2 separate regions of the Mus musculus genome follow, and region 1 is linked to region 2. A link is a loop called in an ENCODE intact Hi-C map of the cell type or tissue named here. Cell type or tissue: gastrocnemius. All regions are shown on one strand. Links, peaks and the distances in the headings refer to the core of each region. The heading gives the core; the rest is flanking DNA. Region 1 overlaps Niban2 (niban apoptosis regulator 2). Region 2 overlaps Stxbp1 (syntaxin binding protein 1).

Evidence for each region. Hi-C counts contacts between places; a loop is a spot of excess contacts. Peaks named below come from ENCODE experiments on the same cell type or tissue, not always from the same donor. Only the 100,000 strongest peaks of a DNase experiment are listed, where the experiment ranks them.
Region 1: it touches region 2 in a loop (2.3-fold over the local background); 10 of 42 quality-filtered maps call a loop at or near these places.

The regions. Positions count from the first base shown.
Region 1 is chr2:32,918,776-32,927,098 of GRCm38, reverse strand. It overlaps Niban2 (niban apoptosis regulator 2), which reads right to left. Exons shown (of 14, transcript NM_146119.2): 6 at 7,991-8,106; 7 at 7,499-7,603; 8 at 7,234-7,396; 9 at 5,959-6,146; 10 at 4,875-5,030; 11 at 4,425-4,541; 12 at 4,136-4,243; 13 at 3,941-4,052; 14 at 1,846-3,668. The coding sequence ends at 3,073. It overlaps Lrsam1 (leucine rich repeat and sterile alpha motif containing 1), which reads left to right. Exons shown (of 26, transcript NM_199302.3): 26 at 198-1,884. The coding sequence ends at 323. Among named protein-coding and RNA genes, the nearest start is that of Lrsam1, 39 kb to the left of the region's middle. In gastrocnemius, for the core only: no CTCF peak of the experiment used is centred there; DNase peaks (open chromatin) are centred at 281 and 486.
Region 2 is chr2:32,788,955-32,797,233 of GRCm38, reverse strand. It overlaps Stxbp1 (syntaxin binding protein 1), which reads left to right. Exons shown (of 19, transcript NM_009295.2): 18 at 1,064-1,218; 19 at 7,597-8,279. The coding sequence ends at 7,679. Among named protein-coding and RNA genes, the nearest start is that of Cfap157, 8.7 kb to the right of the region's middle. In gastrocnemius, for the core only: no CTCF peak of the experiment used is centred there; no DNase peak of the experiment used is centred there; H3K27ac peaks cover 1,928 bases.

The DNA.
Region 1 (8,323 bases), core at 275-8,274, 130 kb before region 2:
CTCAGCCTGGCATGCACTGGAGGAAAGAGCTTTTAGATTGTAGATATTTGAATGCTATTACAATCCATGGAAAAACAGGTACAAAACTGCCAACAGGCCTGACTAGGTTTTCACATCCACTGGCATCTCTCGGGGCTTTGATGTGGTCATGGCTCCAGAACTGAGCGGTCAGGATGTTGCTGCTGCTCTCTCCGCAGGCCCAGATGGTCTTCCTCACCTGTGGCCACGTCTGCTGCTGTCAGCAGTGCTGCCAGCCTCTGCGCACCTGCCCACTGTGCCGCCAGGAGATCTCCCAGCGCCTCCGGATCTACCACAGCAGCTGAAGGCACAGCACCTACCAGCCCTGGCCCTTCCTTGGTACCATCTCCACCACTGCTGGACTCCCACCTACCCTCATTCCCCAGACTAGGGCAAGACTGCCATAGGCCTTTGTCACCCACCACCTGCCACCCCGACCCCCACTGCTCTGAGCACTAGGCAGGCAGGTGGAATGTTCCTGGCCTGTGACATAGCTATTCTGAACAGTGAACAAAAGACAGGGCAAATCTGCTGGTGGTGGAGCCTTGGGGCAGGGGGCCAAGGTCCAGCGTAGGGAGGTGGCCCTGCAGGACTCAGGAATCCATGTTAGTAGCCAAGCCTCAGCGCTACACCCAGCTGTCTGCCCCTCCTGGAGGTGTCCATATCTGTGGAATGTATCAGCCATCCCGTCCTAAGGTGCACCAGTGTCTCTGGGAAGGGGTGGGTTGTGCAAGACTCCCCAGCACCCTTTTGCTTCTTTCTGAACACCCACCCTCCCATATCTGCATCCTTAGCCTACACAGGCAGGTTGATTCAAAACAGGAGCACCAGTAAATCTGACTCCTTGCAGAGTCACCCCTAGGTCCATGAGAACTTGGGAGGGGTAGGAGTAGGCAGAGTCCGGGGAGAGGGCAGCTCTTCTGGGGAAAAGGGCGAGAGCTGCTGCCCCTGGGTCAGAGGGAAGGCAACAGAAACATTGCCCCATGGAGAGTTAGGCAACACCCTCTTGAAAGAGGGCGAGGGGAACAGAGCCAGAGATGGGGGTCTCATTATTTATTTATAAGTAGCCTGTGCTCATGGGACAGGTTGTGTTCCTGCAATGATTATCCTAGGTGAGGGGGCTGCTGAGGCAACTGGAAGGCATGTTAACTTTCAGAGGGGCAGCCCACCCTCACCAGCTGTAGTGAAGGGTTCCATGTGACATGGCACCCTACTGCCCTCCCCAGTATAGTGTATATGGCCTACAGCATGTGCTCAACAAATATTACTACTTGACTGGCTCTGGGGGAACTAGACATTAGCACCTAGCTCAGGCCTGGAGGCCACCCTCATGGTGGACACATGGGACTGATGAGCCATCAGAAGGCTAGTCACCTGAAAGCTCTATGGCCTCTCCCCTTCTTTCTGAGCCTCAGTTTCTCCCTCTAAAATAGGGGATTGTAAGAATGAGTTAGAGAAAGAGGCCTCAGTACATTAGTTGTCATTTGGAAGTCTGGCTCCCCAGATCTCACAGAGCCAGGCCAGTACATGTAATCAAAGTACTGAGGAAGCTGAAGCCGGCAGACCCTGGGACTCACCAGTCAGCCAAGCTAACCGAGTTAGTGAGTTCCAGGCTAATGAGACCTCATCTCAAAACACGAGGCGGAATGATCCGAGATCCTTTGGCTTCCACATGCACATGTGAATTTGTACCTGTACACACGTGCAGGAACACACTCAGATCAGGGGCCTGGTAGCTCATATGATGAGCCCAAGAGATCTGGGATGAATGGATCCCTAGATACGGTAGGCCCAGATCTCCCCCACCCCAGCAGCACATGAGGAAATGAGCTTTAAATAAAGCGTTTATTGATGAGCAGAAGCTTACACAGTTTGCATAGATTCTTCATACCATATCTGGAAGGATGGTGGAAACCCCCAAGGCACTAGAGAACATGGAAAGAAGTCAGTACTCGGAGTGAGGGCAGGGGACTGGGTGTCCCTGAGCACCGGCCACATCCTGTGGGTCTGAGGCCTGCGTCTGGGGAGCAGGTCCACAGAGCAAGGGACACAGGACTGGGAGGGACCTCGTCCTGGGGGCCTTGGAGCGGCAGTCTCTGCTTTGTTCTCCCAACTCTGGCGACAGAGTCTGGGGAGAGTCATCTAGCTAACTGACTCTTGGTTTGACCCTTGTGACTAAGAGGGAAAGACAAGCCCAAATGGCTCACAAGGACATTGGAAGAGGGGTCTGGAATTATCAGGATTAGGTGACGGGAGCAGAGGCCATGAATGGTCAGCAGTGTCTCAGAGAGCCATAGCCCTCAATGTCCCTCTGGAGCCCCACCAGCTTCCTGGCACGTAGTGAAACAGCCCACAGCTAAGCCCTGCCAATGAGCGTTGTCAGCCAGATGAGCAGGAACGGGTCACCCAAGACACTCCAACTTCAGCTACCTTCACTTTGCCATCCTGGCAAAGACACTCCCAAGCTCCCTCCCCCTCAGGACACTTCCCCTGCACAGACTAACACATTCTGGGCCTTTCTCATTCCATCATGACCTCTGACCTCTAGCATCACTCCCCTGTAAGACCCCTAAGCCCCGCCCTCCCACAGCAGTAGCTAGCAAAGTGAGGCCAGTGTCTAACCTTGGGACCTGCAGGGAGTGGGCGGGACAGAGGCCTGGTCTGCCTTTTCCTTGCCACGTTGGTCCCAAGGAGCCCCAGAGTGAGATGACAGCTTCCTAGCTTCCTATACGTGAGTCACACCACCACTGCTTTCATCTGCCGCCGTAACAGTACGAGGGCGGGATGGAGGGGCTCCCCAGACCCTTGCACAAAGAGGAAACCCTCAAAACCAGACCCAGCATTGGAGATCAGCCCACAGAAAACGGGGCAGTAACAGGTGTACTGAACCCCATAAAGTGACTTGGGTAGGCCAGACCCCTGGAGATGCCACACCACCCCAGCCACCTTTCCCACAAGGCACAAACTGGAGTACCCCTCCCCAGAGGTGAGAGGCTGTGGTGCCCAAGGAGGAGCGCCCTGGTGCAGAGTCCAACAGAAGCCTGGAGGCCATGCTTAGAACTCCGTCTGCACTCCCGCACTGTCCTCAGTGGTGGTATGGATGGGGGGACGGCTACCGGGGCTAGACACCTGCTCTCCGGTCTCTTGGTCACTGGGCTTAGGGGGCTCAAGGTCCACAGCCTTTCCAGGTGGGAGATGCCGGAGGGGTGAGGCTGGCGGTGAGGCCTCTGGGACTGCCACGGGTTGGGAGCTCTCTTGGACTGGAGCCCCATTGAGAAGAGGGCTGGCTGGTGGGGAGCTTTCAGCCTGCAGGTCCTGGGCCAACAGGCCTCGGAGCTCGGTGACACTGTCCGGGGATGCAGGTGATGGCGGTTCAACGCCAGCCTCAAAGGGCAGCCCCGACTCCTCGTCCTGGACCACGGACATCACCTGCTTGGCACGCCTGCGCTTTTCTGTGAGGGTGGCTGCTTCAGAGGGGCAGGGGCTGCCACCACTGTCACCACCGCCGCTGTCACCGCTGTCACCGTACTGTTCGCCCCAGTCGATTGGTGTGCCCTCAGCCAGCAGGTGTAGATTGGGGTCACTATTGTGCAGAACCATGCTGTCACGGTAGAGGTTGTGTTTGCGCTGCACTGCGGCCTCCTTCACAGCTGCAAGACCAAAGAGACACAGCACACTCAGCATGGACAGTCATGGCAAACCAGACAGCCTCCTGGGCCTTGCTTTGCTCTGGGCCTTCCTGCCGCAAAAGTATAACTCAAGCCCAGAGCTCAAGCTGGCAGACCACTATGTCCCACTCTGACCACTCCACCCAGAGAGGAAACCTAAGGCACAGAGAAGCCAGTGTCTGGACGCAGCCTCTTCCTGGAGTCTTGGCCTCTCTCTGCCGCCTGTCTCTTCTGGGCTGCCCCTCCCTGCTCACCCTGCAGGATGTCCTTCATGACCGTCTGCAGCACCACCTCCTCGTACGTGTTCTCCACCAGGATGAACCTGGCAAAGTCTTCAAAGATCAGCTCCTGGAAGCGTGGCAGCTCCTGCCGGGGAAGCAGGCAGAGAAAGTTCAGAGGCTGCACCACCAGCCACTCCCTGAGGGGCTAAGGGCAAGGCGGGGACTCACCGACTTGCAGGTGGGGGCCAGCTTTTTGAGCAGGAAGGGAATGGTGATCTGCAGCAGCGCCTCTCGGAAGAATCTCTTGCGCACAGAACTGCTGTCATAGTCGTATTTCTGCAGGGAGGAGGGCAGGAGGGACTCTGGGTAAGGGGCTCAGCTGGCAGGAGGGTCAGACTCAAGCCTGGAGCATTCACGTGTACCCTATGCGCCAGGTGCTTCCTGGGGATGGTGTCTGGCCGCTCAGCCCTGGGCTTGGCTGGCCATGTCGACCCCAGCCCAATGGAGTCAGGCTCACCTTCAGCACGCGCTCTAGAATCCGCTGGATGGATTTGCACAGCTCCTCCTTGGTGGGTCCCTTCCCCAGCTCTTGGTGCAGGAGGGTTTCGAAGGTGTACACAGCATTGTCCATTTGCTACAAGGCATACGGCAGAGTTCATGAGACCCTTTCTTCCTGCATCCCCAGCCAGTGCCCATCCTAGGCCCGTGGCAGAGGAGTCAGGGGTGGTCTGTAGCTTGTGTGCTCTCTGGGAATCTAGATACAGGTGTCTGCCTGAATGCAGAAATCCCAGCAAGAGACTAGGTGGCAAGGACAGCTTCCTGGGGGAAGGGCTGGATCCTATGGAGACCTGATTGGCAGCTAAGTGAGCAACGGGTGTTCTGGGAGGCATGTGGCGGGAGGTCTCCCTCTCCTGGTGCTAGGGGGCCATGGAAGGCAGCTAGCGGGGTGTGGGCTCAGGGGACACACCTCTCGCATGTGGATCTGGGCTCGCTGCTTGAACACGGAAGTGCTAGACACGTCGAATCGCTGCTGCAGCCCGTCGAGCCGCAGTGGCTCCATCTTCTCATAGCAGCTCTGCATCTTCAGGGGGTGGTATGCCAGCTGGGATAGCTTCTCCATGTACTGTAGGGAGCAGGGCCACATGGGTGAGCACACAGCCCCCACACACCCACATACTGCCTGGCCTGGCACCAGCCCAGGCCATACCTACCCAGGGATGGCCTCCCGGAAATGGTGCCCATTCGGGCAAGCCCAGGAGAAAAGGGAGAGGGAACCTAAAGGCAGACTGTCACAGCGTTGAGGAGAAAGGCCAGGCACTGGAAGACAGTTCTCATGCCCTCTGGATGCTAGTGACCTTGCAAAGACACCCACTTACTCTCTCTGAGTCTTTAGGCCCCAACTCAATAGACATCTCTTTAGGATTATTGAGTTCCTTCTGTGTCACGCACACATTCTGATTATTATTGCCTGGGACTCCCAAACTTGAAGTCTGAAGGAGGCGGCTAAAGTTCAGGACAGACTCTAGACAAAGGCAGCCAACAGGGGACTATAGGAAGACATTCAGCCAGGCAGTGGTGGCGCACGCCTTTAATCCCAGCACTTGGGAGGCAGAGGCAGATGGATTTCTGAGTTTGAGGCCTGGACTACAGAGTGAGTTCCAGGACAGCCAGGGCTACACAGAGAAACGCTGTCTCGGAAAACCAAAAAAGAAAAAAAAAGAAAGAAAGAAACATTCACCCGGAGAGCTGAGTCAGCAGAACCATAGGACAGACACACTGTATGGGGTGTGTGGCTTGTAAACGATGCAGACCACATCTGAAGCTTGCCCTCCCCACCTCCTTCCTCCATTCCCTCTCTGTATAAGCCATTTTCAACTTAGCAACCATCTTGCTCCATAAAGACTGATGGTACAGGGTAAAAATACCCACTCTTTCCTCTAGGCGACAGATCCCTGTTGGATTCTGGTCTCTGTAATGCTGAGAAAGGGCAGCCCACCCTGAGACACACAGCAGATGCTCTGAGGGACACCAGACCCGAGCCCAGGTCTCACCTCGCCCAGCTTGTCAATGCCACCCTCGTTGATCACGTTCAGATTCATGTCTGTGACCTCTTTGAAGAAGACATCCCGCACCTCGGTGAAGCCCTGGCTGGTGGGCACCATCAGAGCCTCCAAGATGGATGGGATGTAGGGCTGGACGTGGTTCCTCACGCACACCTCCGCCTTGGGGAGGATGAAGGCTGTATGGGGAGGGAGAGAATTTCGTTGGTGACAGAGCCTGGGACACAATCCACCCCACCCCATCATCCCAGCCCATGGATATCCCATCCTTAGAGAGGGATCAATAAAGACAGCAGATCAAAGCAGAAGAAGTGCATCTGCCATCCCAGCACTCCAGAAGTGGAGGCAGGAGAATTAGAAGCCCAAGGCCATCCTCCACTACATATTTAGAGTTACAAGTCTGAAGCTGGCCTGGCGAGAAAGGGGGAGAGGAAGGGAAGAAAGGAAAAGAATTGTAACACAGATGCCTCAGGGGATCCAGTGAGCTTTGTGGAAGCTGACCCTGCCCTGGAGGGGGTGGCCTGGCTCTTTCCAGCCAGTTCTTCAGAACATCCCAACCCCAGCATGTTTTACCCAGAGGGCATTCTGAAGTCTACCCCGCTTCTGCCCAGATGATACTTATAACACACAGTAAGCATCAACTCTTAGTTTCCCACTAAACTCCCAGTGAATGTGGCTGACCCACAATCACCATCAGCAAGCCACCACCCGCTGGCACAGAGTCAAAGAAACACAACGTGGATGATGGAGGACGCATATGCCACCTGGAGAAGCTAGGTATTCCCAAGGTGACATGACGGTCCACCAGGGCGACACGTCATCAGACCTGACAGAGGTTTGAGCCTCAAAGACAAAAATCTCCACATTCAAAATCTGGGCCTAGCGTCAAAAGCTTGTCACCTTAGGAACTCGGGAGGCTGAGGCAGGAGGATCACAAATCCAAGTCTAGCCTGGGTCGCGTGTACGACATCGTCTCAAAGAGTAAAGGAGACTAGAGTCGCAGCTCGCTGACAGAGTGCTCATCAAGTGTGGATGAGAGTTGAGTGAAGCCCTAGGTTCGATCCCCAGCATGCCAGAATCAAATCTGGGTTTGCAGAAGTAAAACTTAGAGAAGAATCTGCAGGAGTCGGACGGTCATGGATTTGACTCTGATTCTTCAGCAGAATAACAGGCAGGCAAGTGAAGGATTGCACTCTGAGGAAGCTGGCCTGGCCCCGGAGGGCTGGCTGTGTGCAAGCATCTGCCAGTGGCTTCTGACCCGCCTACCTCGGATCTTGCTGGCCAGATGCTCCTTGGAGGTGATGATCTGGTCCATGTCGGTGCGGATGACTGCCTCCATGGCCGGCCGGGCCCGCTGCAGCTTACACAGCACGTCCTCAAAGTGCACCTTGGCCTGTTCAAATACCAGGCGGTACACAGCGTCCGAGATCTACGGAGACAATGGAGGTGTCGGCGCCGGGGCTGGGGACCGAGTGCCGGCTGTTCCCTGTCAACACCCATGTCCCCGCCAAGGGGTCCCAGGCCCACACACCTGGATCCACTGTCGCTGCCGCTCCTGAGGCTTTCCCTTCAGCCGTGGGCCAAGCTCTGCCTTCAGCGCTGGGCCCAGCTCCTCCATCACCAGGTTGCTTAGGATCTAGGACGGAGAGACAGGAGAAGGAGCAGGGTTAGTGTCTGTCCATCCATCTGGCTTGTTTCTCTGAATCTCTCCAGCCACACTAGGACTTTGCTCTGTGGCGCTATCTCCCAAGCACATCCTACAGGTGTCTGCCTGTGGTGTCGGTCTCCTGTGAGGCAAAGCTACTGAGGAAGGGGGCTGTGGCCATCTTGTCCAGAACTGCCCTGCCCTCCGGGACTCAGGGACACGAGTGGACAGATTAACAGGGGTTCCCATTTACCCAAATCTGTTCTTGCCATCTCTTCCCAAACCTGCTGTACCCTAGAGCCCCACTTCTGATGCAGCCTTACCCACTAAGCCCCAGGGTGACTCCCGAGGACCCCTCACACGGCCCTCTGACCTCACCTGCACCTCGTTGCCACACAGCATTTCCCAGGTGCCGTACTGCTCCTTTGACTGGCGGTACATGCGGATGGCGTCTGTGAATGCAGGGCCCTCCACCTTTGAGTTCTCCGGGATCCCTGCCCAGGACAGAAGGAGAGAAAGGGGTCAGCAATGGACCTTCCAGTCGTCCGCCAAGACTACCCAGCCAGGGCATGCACAGCAGGAGAAGGCCGTGGTTCACCCTGTAGCACCATGGCAACCCCTGCTACCCATCCCTCTCCGAATCTCCTTCGTCCTCCAAGATACCACCACCCTGACCCAGCACAGCCATTAACCCACCCCACAGAAAAACAG
Region 2 (8,279 bases), core at 1-8,000:
GATCTCATTACAGATGGTTGTGAGCCACCATGTGGTTGCTGGGATTTGAACTCAGGACCTTCAGAGGAACAGTCAGTACTCTTAACTGTTGAACCATCTCTTCAGCCCTAGTTTTGTTTTGTTTTGTTTTTGAGACAGGATCTCTTTGTGTAGCTCTGTCTGTCCTGGAACTCACTCTGCTGACCAGCCTGACCTTGAACTCACAGAGATCCACCAGTGATATCTGCCTTCCAAGGCTGGGATTTAAGGTGTGCTCCACCATGACCAGAAACGCTCTAGGGTGCCAGCCGCTGTCCCTTTTCAATGGCTTGTCTCTGGCTTTTCTTCTTTCTGTCTTCACCATTGGCCTTTACCTGGTCATGGGCCAGAGGTCTGCAGTGGCTCTGTGGCATTGGCATTCCCTGGGATGGAACAAGCCATTGCCAGCTGTGGAATAAAGTACAGCCTCCAAGGGCTGCACTTGCTGGGCCAGTTGGGCCCAGGAGAGACTGGTAGTGTCCCACTGCATCCGGGGCTGTCGTGATGAAGCAGGGTGGAGCGTTCTGGTGTCCAGAGAGGACTTGCTTCCTCTCTGTCATGTTTTTCATCGTCCTGGCTTGTGTCTGAGGCTAGGTCCCTACTGAGGAAGTGCAGGGACAGAGGGAGGTTTGTTACTGAAGGCTGAGCTGCTCCTTACCTCCTGGTAATGCCTGAGCAGTGCCCTGCGGCCCTGGCTCTGGCCCATGGTGGTCAGCATTTCCCATCCTGTTAGATTGTGACTTGTTAGTGAGCAAGTGCTGTCTGTCCCTGGGGATATAGTACCAGAAAGCCTGGCTTCCACAAGCTTCTTTACATGTGAGCAGTGTGCAAACTTGATACTCAGTGATGCAGAGTCCCAGGCAAGCCCAGACATCTGGGTGAGAACCATCCAGGCAAAGCTGCTGAGAGGAGCCTGGGTATTTATGAGAGTGGCAGTCACAGCTCAGGCCCCTGCAGTGCAGCACTGATGAGCATGGGAGCAGCGCCATGCCGCTGTGTGAGGCTCCGGGTAACAAGCCACCTGTATCTGCTCTCTCTCCCTCAGTGCCCGCTATGGACATTGGCACAAGAATAAGGCCCCCGGGGAGTACCGCAGCGGTCCCCGCCTCATTATTTTCATCCTTGGGGGTGTGAGCCTGAATGAGATGCGCTGTGCTTACGAAGTGACCCAGGCCAACGGCAAGTGGGAAGTGCTGATAGGTAAGCAAAGCATGTGTTCTGCTGTGGCCTCACTGCTCCTTCACTCCATCCCATGCTTCCTGGCACTTCCATCTTAGGGCCTCCCTCACCCCAGCACCACTTGGCCCCGGATAGCAGAAGCCAGGGCTGTCTGCCACACTGTGTCTCTTGCTGAAGGACAGCATTTTGGAATGGAAAGAGCCTGGGCATAGAGTCCCAAATCCATACAATGACACTGCCCGAGTGCAGTCACTTAAGAAAGAGAGGCTCTCTCCAAGCCATATCATTACCTTGCCTGATGGCAGGGCTGTCACTACTGACCACCTCACCCTCTGTTGGAGGTAGACAGACAGCGTGCGTGTCCATGGATGCTGCTGACCCAGTGGTCGGAAGGGTCAGAAGGGTGTCCTACCCAGGCCCTGACCTTCTGGGCTGCCACACCCTTTCTTGTATTTCCTGTTCACTTCCAAAAGAGCATAAGCCACTGGGGGAAGATGGTCTGTGTGGCAGACGGCACGGCCTGCTCCCTGTCTCCAGAATCATCTGCAGCATCTAGGGCTGACAGACAATCAAGGGAGAGAAATCTGGGTTCAATTGGGTTCATGTGCACTGCTAGAGAGGCGGCCCTCAGCTGCCCAGCCAGAAAGGCTTCCCTCAGCGCACAGGCGCCTGTCCACACTCCCAGGTGAGGTCATCTCAGCGAGTGTCACTTCTGTCTATCCAATTTGGATGACCCAGTCCCGGGACTCCCCAAGCTGTCCAAGCAAGCAGGCTCCATAGGGCAGTAAGATTACAGTTTCTGGGTTTGCCCAGACAGGCATGAGGGGGTCATCACCTTTGCACAACTACATGGGAAGACTGCACACCCCTCCCCAGCTCCCACAGGCAGCCACGATTCATTTCCCTGCTTGTTTTTCTGTCTGTGACATAGGCCCCATGAGTGTTCCCTGCTCACTGCCTGCATATGTGTTGCATGCATGTGTTAGAGGACTCTGAGCTCAAACACAGCTTCCCTGGACAGTAGCTGTCACAGCCAAGCTTTGGGTGTGACCCTTCCTTTTCCCCTTTGGACCTTCCTTAAGGTTCCTTGTGCAGGGGGAGGGTGGAGACCCAGGGACAGAGAGCTGCCCATGTGGGTTCATGGAGGGGCTTCTGAAAGCAGCCACCATCCGCCGTGTGCCTCACGTGTTTTGTGCATGCCTGCATACGTGTGTGCATGTGCCCGTGCATGCTTCGCCTCTCACGCCTCTCCAGCTTTGGGCACTGGGGCCTCCGTTGGCGTGTCCGGGGCGCCTCGTTCAGCCGGCCTCTATTCTCCCACAGGTTCTACTCACATTCTCACTCCCACCAAATTCCTCATGGACCTGAGACACCCCGACTTCAGGGAGTCCTCTAGGGTATCTTTTGAGGATCAGGCTCCAACAATGGAGTGAGAGCCAAAGAGACAAAGTAAAAGCAGCTTATTCCAGAAAGAAACTCTTCCACTCCGAAGGGCTTTCTTTGATGATCCTGTCACTCTCTTTCTTTCTTTTTCTCTTTTTACTTTATCATTTCTTTGATTTCCTTTTTCCAAGAAAATGCTTGCGGTTCTTAATGCCAATTGAAAATGTGTCCAGTGCCACCTTCACACCCTGGGCTCCACCCGCCAGCTCACTCCCGCCCTGGGTGAACGCTGTGCAGTCAGTGGGGTTAGGCCAAGTGACAGTAGCTATGTGACTACTCCTCAAAGAGGAGCCTAGGGATAGGGCTGTCTGAGGCCTGGTACCCAAGCCAGCTGCCCAGGATGAAATGCAGGCTCCTACAGGGTATGCAAGCCTGAGAGTGAGGCCAGCGGACATTCAGGATGGCCACAGGTAAAGGCCGACACTAGGGAGATGTCCACAGCACCTGAGGGTGAGAGGGGAATAACAGGGGATAGAGGAGGCTCCGGGCCAGTGGATGGCAGAGGGACAGGTACAGTGCTGAGGGATGACCACCCTTCAGCTGCTGTAGGTTCCGTGATAGCACTGCTCACCACACCCCACGCTGCAGAAACTGCACTCTCTTGTTCTGCTTTTACTCCAGGCCAGCAGGGTAGGCTGGTGTCCCAGCCACTCAGCAGGCAGAGGCAGGTCCAAGGCCCACCTGGGCTACAGAGTGAGTTCAAGACCAGCCTGGGCAATTTAACAAGCCTGCGTCTCAAAATAAAAAGTAAAAACGTAGCTGGAGAGATGGCTCAGTGGTTAAGAGCACATAGTGCTCTTGGAGAAGCCCCAGATTCTGTTCCCAGCACCCACATCCAGCCACTCACAACCTCCTGTAACCCTGGCTCCAGAGTATCCAATGCCTCTCTGTGGGCACCTGCATTCATGAGTGCACACTCACACTCTTATGCATAATTAAAATAAAATTAAAGCATTTTTAAAAAGTAAAAAGAGGGCTGGGATGTGCCTTAGTGGTAGACAGGTTGCTTGGCATGAGGAGTGACCCTTGCAAGAGGAGGAAGAAGGGAAGACACCTCTCTCTCTCTCTCTCTCTCTCTCTCTCTCTCTCTCTCTCTCTCTCTCTCTCCTCTTGATAAGCTCTACAGCCCTCAGGGGAAATCTGTTCTTGATACCCCAAAGCTTGATGCTCAGGAGCATCCAGGCTGTCAGTCTGTCTGTCTGTCTGTCAGTGACTTAATAGACCCTCCTCACTCCTGCTCTGTTTCTATCCTTTAAGCATGTTGGGAACTCGGTGTTAGTAATTCCTCAGTATTTTTCCCTGTTTTATTATGGGCTCTGAAAATGTCCTTTCAACATAAGTTGATGTGTGACCCAGTGAGCTAGTAAGTTGGAGTGTCCGGTAAGCCACAGTGAGAGAGCCCTGGCTACTGCACCCAAGCACCTTTGAATCAGTCTGCATTTAGTAGGTCATGTGCAGGCCTGGAGCCATGCTTACATACCTCTAGCCTCCTGTGCATCTCGGGGCATGGCTCTTCTGAAGCTTACTAGATACCACCAGAAGCTGGCTTGCTTAGTGTGGTTCCCATGCCGCAAGAAGAAATAGTAGGCCACTCCATTTACCCCCACTTCCCCCAGCAGAGAGGTATCACCTCCAGGGCAATAGCTGTGAGCCAAGAAATGGACTAGGCCATGGCCTGGACCTCAGCTCCATCCTCCCTGTGCTCCTCCTCCTCTGAGAAGCACGGTCAATAGGCAGTAAAGCATAGAGGTGAGCTTCTGTCCACCAAGGCCAGAGGAGACAGAGGCACTCAGGTCTCAAGTTCAAAGCCAGCCTAGTGTACACAGTGTGTCTAAAACCTAAGTAAACTAACAGGGCACGGTGACACACGACTTTAATCTGCCTCTTAGAAGGCAGAGGCAGGCAGATCTATGCAAGTTTGAGGCCAGCCTGGTGTACACAAGTTTGAGAATAGCCAGACCCTGTCACAAAGATAAATAAATAAAATTTAAAATATATATGTCTTGAGGGGAGCAGGGAGATGAAGCAATGGCAAACCACAGAGCCCTAAATCAGTGAGGCCAGAGGCAAATGAAAGCCATTCACCTGTCCTGTTGTGACCTTCCAGGTGACAGAGTCAGAGTAGTGCAGACCCTTAGAGAGTCATAGTTTTGGAGCTTACCTTTAAGATGAAGCCCAGACACAAGGGAGAGTGGCCCCAGCAAGTATGTGTTCTGGAAGACAGTGCTGTTTGTGTCCTCCTAGCTCCTCTCTTCAGGCACTAGTGCAGCTGTGGGTTAGGGGAAACTTGATCGTTGAAGAAGCCTAATTCTCTCAAGCCTCATGTGTCATCCCTCTGCATGGCCCTGAGTGAAGTCTGATAATTAGAATTTCACATTTTCACCTTGTGATGCAGGTAAGTAGTGCCAGGCATGAGGGGATGGTCAGGAAGCCATCAGAACAAATGAGAGAGTTGTAGAAATGGCTTGGTGGTTAGAAGCACTGGCTGCTCTTCCAGAGGATCTGGGTTCTATTCCTAGTACCCTCACAGGATCCTGTCACAGGGGATCCAATGCCCTCTTCTGGCCTCGTTGAGCACCAGGGTCAGATGTGGTGCACTGAAACGTTGAAGGTAAAACACTCACATATATAAAATGAAAGTTGTTTTTAAAAAGGAACAAAAACAAGTGAAAGAACTCTCAGGCTAGATTAGACCTATTGAGTGCACATACTTATGAGGGTTGTTTTGTTTTTCAAGACAGTATCTCTGTGTATCTGTCCTGGAACTAGCTCTGTAGACCAGGCTAGTTTCAAACTCACAAAGATCCACCTGCCTCTGGCTCTGCCTCTGGCTCTGCCTCTGCCTTTTGAGTGCTGGGATTAAAGGCGTGTGCCCCCATCACCCCCATCAACCTTTCACTTGTCTGGTTTTTGTGTGTGCTTATATAGAGAATATTTTGCTGTGTTCCTGGTTGGGCTGTTGGTTCTGACATACAAGCATCCCTTGTATGTCCCTCTGATAAGGCTGGCTTCTTTCCCAGAAGGCTCCAGGGAGCTCTTAATCCAGAGAGCCACCCCCTAAGTCTTTGAAGAATGAGATGGTATTTGAGTGTGCCTCGACTTCATCTTTGGCGGCACTGCCGGCATTTCACAATCACCCAGCTGCGTGGCCTGGAAGAGCCTCAACATTCTTGAGGACAAGGCCAGTGTAGCCAATCTTTTGGAGACTAACATGAGATCAATTGTAAAATACAACTTAGGGGCTCGCCTCGCTCACTTTGAGGTGTGGATGGTACTGAGTTCCTTGTGCAGTACTGAGACAGTTCAGGTTGTTGGACGTCAGGACCTGGCTATGGGTGACCTGGATCAAGGGAACTAGCCTTCTACTAAGCGAGGCCTCACCGGCTCAACAAGATTTAGTTCTACACTTGTCCTTCAGTAAAGACTAGGAATAAGATAGTATCAGAAAATTCTAGATCTAGCTCCCCGACTTTCTGAATGTACATGTGAAAAGTGAGGAGGGCCTTTGAAACAAGCCTCTGATCAAAGGAGCCCCTTTAAATTCACCTTCCAGATCAAAACTTCCAGTTTCCTGGACCAGTTTCCAGCACTGGGAGCAGGGCATTCTCTCACCAGTATGTTCCTTGTTGACTTTAGGAAGCCCTAGGCCACTCCTCACTGGATCCAGAGCCCCAGCATGGAGGGAGTGGAGGACAGCCCTCCCTCTGGCACTAGCTCATGCTGATGACCCTTCACTTGGGAAGGCCTTTGGCCTGCCCTAGGACTCCTAGGAAGACTAGCTAGCTCACTGCAGTGAGTGTGCTTGAGCAGACGGGCAGAATAAAATGCTCCTGACTACACATCCACTCTGTGTAAGGAGCTGCACCTCTGCAGATTAATGGAACAATCCTTAAAGCCCAGGGCCAGTACAGAGAACATTCAGGGCAGCATGCTTGTTGACCCCAGGGCATAGCCAGGGATGGACTTCTGGACCAGAACAGTGAATGCAGAGACAGGACCTGGAAGAGCCCCTCAGATTGCTGCTCTTCTGCTGGTCCACACTGACCAGGAAGCTTCTAGGTCACTAAGCAGGTGGTGTCGGGGGCGCGGGGAGCAAGGCACCTTGTTCCTGCCCTTGGAACAGAAGTCTGGAATGGGATCTCGGCTCCCCACTCCCACAGAGGCCTACTGCTTGCAGGTCCCTTCCCCAGGGAGGCACATTTTCAAGAACAGACCTTTCCTTTGGCTCTCCTGTTCCACCAGGACCCTGCTTTGCACCCACTGCCACGCGCATGCACGCCTCATGCTCACACCACCGTCACCTTCATTCTGTTTGATCAAGTCCATGCCCAAACCACTTGGTCCATGCATCATTTTAGTGCACCTACATCTCTATGGAAAAGGCCTTCATTTAAAATTTTATTTGTATTTTTTTTAACCTTTGCTCTAGAAGTATATCTGATTCCATTAGCTTAAACTTTTGCAAGCATTTCTAATCTCTTACAATACAAGTCTCTTACAATACGGTCTCCACAAGGTAAGGCCTCAGGTCCCCGCCCTTTCCCTCACACCTGAGGTCCCCCACTGTGCCAGCACCAACATGCCGGCTCCCAGAGGTTAGTGGGTCCCCATGCCCTGCCAGGCACCATTCTCTCTACATAGAGACACCTCCAAGCCTCTGCCCTTCTCAGCCACTGTCTCTTGCCATATTTGAAATTTCTCTACCTGGCTTCACCTTAACTTCAAGAGAGAATGAAGCAGTCACCCATCACCTGACAGATGGCTCTGGGTCATCCTGGGACCCTGCGTGAGCCTAAATGCTTCCTTAGCCTAGTTGACGGGGACCCAAGGGTTCCATCCCCAAACCCTTCCCAGCTTCCACTGGACCCAGACCAGGGTTGGGGGGATGGAGAGTCGGGGACAGAAGCCTCAGGCCACCACAGGTGAGTGAGCTCACTGTCTTCTCTGCCTTCCCAGGATCCACGCACATTCTCACCCCACAGAAACTGCTGGACACGCTGAAGAAGCTGAATAAAACAGATGAAGAAATAAGCAGTTAAAAAATAAGCTGCCCCCCAAAACCCCGGCTCCCTTCCCAAAATGCTCTGCAGCTCCCCCGTGCGCCACCTCGGTTACTCTGCTGCCTCCCCAGCCCTGCACGCCCTGGCCACCCCGTTGCCGTGCTGAGTTCTTCTCCTGTGCGATGACACCCCATCTTGTCCTCTGAAAAGCAAGAGAGTAATGTGTTGTTTTTTAAAAATGAGCATCTTCTGTATGTATCCCACAGTAAGTTCACATGCAAGCTCCACACTGCAGAAGCGTCAGAACTCCGGACCGAGTGAATTCTCCCTTATTTATGACCCCGTGACCTGTATATAGCCCTGTCCCGCGTGTGCACATTGCTTGAATATGGAAAGGTAGATGTGTGGGTGTCTCTCCAAGCTTGGTTGGATTCATTTCTGTCCTTGTTGGTGTTTGTTCCCCGGATAGGACATGCTGAGGGAGTGATGTTCTCGCTAGCCCCTGCTCGCTCCCTGTTCTCAGCGATGAGCAGACACCTCTGGAGGCTGGCGTGGAACGAGCCTCCTCTTTGCACCTATGGGGGAGGCTTAGGGTGTCCACAGGAAGCCAGTCTGAGTGCCGGCCAGTGTGGTCTCCAG